Regions from separate parts of the Homo sapiens genome. Here region 1 is linked to region 2. Evidence: read pairs that join two places in POLR2A ChIA-PET (ENCODE). Cell type or tissue: MCF 10A. All regions are shown on one strand. Region 1 overlaps LGR6 (leucine rich repeat containing G protein-coupled receptor 6). Region 2 overlaps LGR6 (leucine rich repeat containing G protein-coupled receptor 6).

Evidence for each region. ChIA-PET counts read pairs that join two places held together with the same protein. Peaks named below come from ENCODE experiments on the same cell type or tissue, not always from the same donor. Only the 100,000 strongest peaks of a DNase experiment are listed, where the experiment ranks them.
Region 1: POLR2A ChIA-PET joins it to region 2 with 17 read pairs; 7 of 35 experiments call an interaction of 5 or more read pairs at or near these places.

The regions. Positions count from the first base shown.
Region 1 is chr1:202,221,052-202,223,551 of GRCh38, reverse strand. The region is part of intron 1 of LGR6 (leucine rich repeat containing G protein-coupled receptor 6); the gene reads right to left. Among named protein-coding and RNA genes, the nearest start is that of LGR6, 29 kb to the right of the region's middle. In MCF 10A, no CTCF peak of the experiment used is centred here; a DNase peak (open chromatin) is centred at 1,021.
Region 2 is chr1:202,282,432-202,284,931 of GRCh38, reverse strand. All of the region lies in intron 6 of LGR6 (leucine rich repeat containing G protein-coupled receptor 6), which reads right to left. Among named protein-coding and RNA genes, the nearest start is that of UBE2T, 58 kb to the left of the region's middle. In MCF 10A, no CTCF peak of the experiment used is centred here; DNase peaks (open chromatin) are centred at 741, 1,401 and 2,171.

The sequences.
Region 1 (2,500 bases), 61 kb after region 2:
CAAGCCTTCTTGAGGCTTTCTCCTTTCCCTAGACATGCACTGTTGCCCTCAAACCTCAGTGTCTGCATTTCCCCCCAAGAAATGCGTGTGCTTTCTGTGTGCCCAGAAAGGCAGGCTGGGAACAGCCTGGAGAGCGTGTGCTTGGGAGTCCTGTTCCAATCTATAAAAAGACTGTTTAGTCTCAAATGTTTTATCTTTGATAAAGCCTGGGCTCTGGACTCCATGTCCTCCAAGGAAGGAAGACATTCCGTGCAGGGTAGAACCAAGGAACTGGCATGCTGCACCCAGCGCTGCTTCTCATCTACCATTCCCTCCCTGCTCCCCTGCAGAACACCTCTGGGCTTGCCGGTCTAGAAATGGGATCCGCAGAAGCTGTAGGTGGTGTGCTGTGGCCATAGTTTCAGGTGGGAGAGAGGCAGAACCCAGAGAGTTTGTTGATGGATTTTTTTTTCCCCAGAGTTTCACTGTTGTCACCCAGGCTGGAGTACAGTGGTGTGATCTCGGCTCACTGCAACCTTCGCCTCCGGGGCTCAAGTGATTCTCCTGCCTCAGCCTCCTGAGTAGCTGGGATTATGGGCACCTGCCACCACGCCTGGCTATTTTTGTATTTTTAGTAGAAATGGGGTTCATGATGTTGGCCAGGCTGGTCTCGAACTCCTGACCTCAAGTGATCCTCCTGCCTTGGCCTCCCAAAGTGCTGGGATTACAGGAGAGAGCCACTGCGCCCAGCCTGTGGATGGATTTTAAGCCAGGGTTTGGTCCTCAGGATGTTTTCAGGCCCCACTAGTCTTGGATTGTGGCTGAAATGCGAAGGTGCAGGAGCACACTGGACAGTGTCAGGGGAACGTAGGGTGGCACCCACAGAAACCCAAGCGCAGAAGCTGGGCCAGATCGGACTCCTCCCCCTGGTGTCCCACCCCTGGCTCATTCTCAGTGAGGCAGGAGGCTCGAGGTGCCGAAAAAAAATGATTACCTCTAAATATTTACCCTGTGCATTTCTGGATGTGTCTCGACAGGAACGCAGCGGGAGTTCAAGGAGCACTCAGGGCGTGTGACTCAGGCCTCATCACTCAGCTGTCCCCCCAGGGGCCGGGCCGCAGAGCCTCTGATGTCCCTCCATGGCCCCCACCCCACCCACTCCCTCTGCCCCACCACCCTGACTAGCGGCCTCATTGTTCTCCCCTGCGGAGGAGGGGGCCTGAACCCCTCCACCCGCCCCCACATCCTGCCCCAAAACAACACAAAGCCCAGCTGCAGTGCTCAGTAAAGGGGGTGGGGTGGGGCAAGGAGGGTGAATTTCAACTGTTCAGGGGTGGAGGGAGCCCCATTCAGGGCTGGCTCTCTCACAAAAGGAAAAGGGGTAAGGCTGGTGCCAGGGGAAGGGGAAGGAAGAGGAGCGTGCAGAGCTGGAAGAGGGAGGTGAAGTGGGGATTTCAAGGCCGAGAGCCACCAAGCCAATGCCACCAGCCCTGGGAATGGCTAAGAGCCCTGGCAAGAGGCACTGGGCCCTGCTGTGGGGAGGCTGTGCCTGCACAATGACAGGGAAGGAACTGACACACAGAAACTCCAAACACAGAGGTTGCTCTGTCATGTTGGTATGTTGGTGGTTCCTACTGACATATGACTGTCCTGGGAGGTTGGTTGTGCAGCTGGTTTTTTGTGCAACTCAGAGGGCACAGCTCAAACATTCAGGCCCTGCCTGGACCCAGGGGAAATAAGAGGACACCTTGATCCTTGGGTGCTTGGGGTTTGGTTGTGGCTACATCCACTTGGCTGCATGAACTTGTAGACATGTACAAGAAGTGGGGGTCATGGGATGGGATAGCTGGGCTCTTGGATGTACTTGTTTTGAGGGTGCTGGGCATGTGTGTGTCATGTGTGAGGGCACATGTGTTTATCTGTACCTATGCATGTACAGCAAGGGGATTGAGATGATGGGTTGTAACTCCATCCTGAAGCCTTCTTCCTGGGAGCCCTTGGGATACCCAGAAGGGCTATGAGTCCTCTCAACTGGACACAGCCATGATGGGATGGGAATGGGAAATGTCTCAGGGAGAGACGTGCAGGAGGGGAATGGAGAGGAGAGAAGAGAGGGGCAGTTGTGGGCATGGGACGTGGAAGTTTCTGGCTGCACATGAGGAAAATGTTCTCAGAGTTTCACCCTGTGAGGCAACCAGACCACCCAAGGAAACTGGGTAAGGTGGTGTCACCATGGAGACAGGGAACAGGTTTGATAAGAGGGAGGATGCTGGGGGATGGAGGGGTCAGAGAGCAGCTGAAAGGGGCTGGGGTCATAGAAGACCCTCCGCCGAGGCAATCTGGCTCATATCCCAGGGCCCGAGGGGATTGGGTCTGTTTGAATTTTTCCTATGGGAAGAAGAAACAGTGAAAAACAAGCCCCTGGGTCCCCTGGGGTGGACCTGGGGGAACTGTGCCCACCTGCCCCGCTGGAGAAAAGACTGGAGGGGCAGAAACCCCTTTTCCACTGCCCCACTGTGGA
Region 2 (2,500 bases):
TTGGGCCTGATTTGTTTAGTGAGGTTATAACAAGGCCCAAGGAGCATCACCCAGGCCCAAGAGAGGTGAGACACTATTGTCCCCGGGGTCCATCCTGGGCCCTGTCCCCTCCTGGGTTCTAGCTGAGATTCAGCCATCAAGTTCCCAGATCTAGAGCATGAGGGTGGGCCCTTTAGGATGCAATTGTGTTTGCTCGACCTTTTTTTTTCTTGCGAAGATTTTCAAAGATCATTAGCTGTCAGGCTAGACTAGCTCGTCATGGCCTCCAGGCACACATTTCCAAACACTGACCTAGGGTTTCAGGTCCTGAGACCTCCTGGGAAAACCTTCCTAGAAATGTTCTTCACCATGCTCTCTTATCTCTCAGCCTAGATACCTGGGAAGTCCTATGATTGATCTGACCTTGACGGAGCTAGTGCTAAGTGAAGCAACGTATTACAAAGCAAGAGGTATGGTTTCTAGTGGTTTACCGTCACTTGCAAATTACAGTGACATGGGCAACTCACCCCCAAATACCTACATTTGGTCTGATCTGGTTAAGTGGAAATACTACTTCACAGTCTGGGGACTAGACCACCTCTGATTCTCAATTTCCCAGCAAGTTCGGGTCATCCTCATTGTGGAAGTAGAAAGGAGTTGTGGATGCAGGATGGAGCATGACCTGTCTGCTTCTGGCTGAGGTTTCTTGGCAAAGTCTGGAATGATGATGACTACATCAGGAGAAATGTCCTGGGAGCTTCCTTCCTACGAGGTCAGACTTTCCCAGAGGGCAACAAGGTTTCTGTAGGAAGGGGGTGGGGCGGGTGGAGTTGGCACGATTTGTTCTGCTAAACAAGAGAGGTCTTAACAGTGCCCATCCCCTGAACCCTGCCCAAATGACTTGGATTTGCTGGCTCTTTTGGAGTAAAAGAGAGCATGGTGTATGTCTCTCACACTTTCTCCCCATCTCTGAGGTAGCCCATTGTGCAGATGAAGGAAGTGAGGCTCACAGAGGTGAAGTTACTTCCTCTGGCTGACCCAGCTTGCAGGGGCAAAGCCAGGGTTGGAAGCCAAACAGCCTGGTCTCCAGAGCTGAGGGCATAACAGAGGGTGTGTTGCTGCAGGTGCATTTGTGATGGGCATTTCTGTGCTGTGCTGGGTTGTGGGGTGGGGCTGCCTACGTGGAGTGAGGGTCATGTAGGGCTTGAAACATGTGGCACGTGTGCTGCACGTGCACATGATTGGCTGTGCAGTTCCAGATGCCTGTGTGACCACGTGTGTGCATGCCCGCACCTGGCCCCTCCTCCCCAGGTGGTATGGCTGGGGGCCGCTTTCCCCACTTAGAGGAGTCTGCAGAGGAGCCAAACCACAGCTCCAGCCAAACCGCAGCTTGGGCCGCAGGGGTTTGATCTTCCCTCTGCTGCCGGAGATGAGAGAAGTCTAAGTGGCAGAGATTTATGGGGCCTGAGGGAGAAATACCCTTCCAGTGAGAAGCTCACATGAAAAGCTCCAGAGACTGCAAAGCGTGCCAATTATGCAACAATTAAAAGGTTTGACTATCATTTCTTTCTCCTTTTATTCTCCCATCTACTCCTCCCCCTGCCACATCTGGCTGCCCCTGCAGGCTCCCCAGCAAATGCTCTGGGGAACAGAGGATAAAGAACACACTTTTCCCCTTTTTAATTGGAGATCAAAAGTTGGAAGAAGAACTCACCCCTCAAGGGCAGGAAGAAGGGGGTATTGTTGAGATGGAGGCCCTCAGAGGAGGAGATGGGAAAGGAGAAAGGAGTGTAGGGCAGGCTCCTATACAGCTTGTCAGGGTTTGTAAGAATTTTACACACATCATCTCACTTAATCCACAGGCCAACCCTGTAAGATTAGTTAACTATTACTGGCATTATGTTTCAGATTAGAAAACGGAGACTCACAGAGGCAAATGATTTTACCAAGGTCACACAGCTGGTAGAAGTGGCACTGTACCCCAGGCTGTCTGATGCCAAGGGCTTTGCCACCAGGCTCCTAGCCTTGGCTTTCCCATTGGTAAAGTGGGTGCAGGCCCTGGGCTTTGTGTGATGGAATCAAGTGCTCCTGTAGATGAAAGGTACAGTGGGCGCTTAGCGGCAGGATTGCTCTGTAATTCAGCCAGCATCAGCTGAGCCAAATGCCCTGCGCGGCAATCCAGTGGCTAATTGAGAAAGAATTAGGCAGTGTGCCCCAAAAGTGAAGAAACAGCTGCTAGTTGGTTTTTTAGAGGCGCCAACACATAGTCAGTGTATGTACCCCCTCCCCACCTGATTTCCCAGCAAAGCTAACAGCGCCCACACTCCAGGGTTCATGGCATTGGACTCCCTCCTGCCCTGCTCATCCATGGCAACTCCAAACACTGCCCTAAAAGCTCTTATATCTCCTGAGGGAAGGTGGCTGTGGGCACACAGGCTTTTGCAGGGTAATGAGCACCATCTCTTACATCTAGGATTCCCCCAAACAGCTGGCACATAGCAGGCTCACACAGTTCACATTT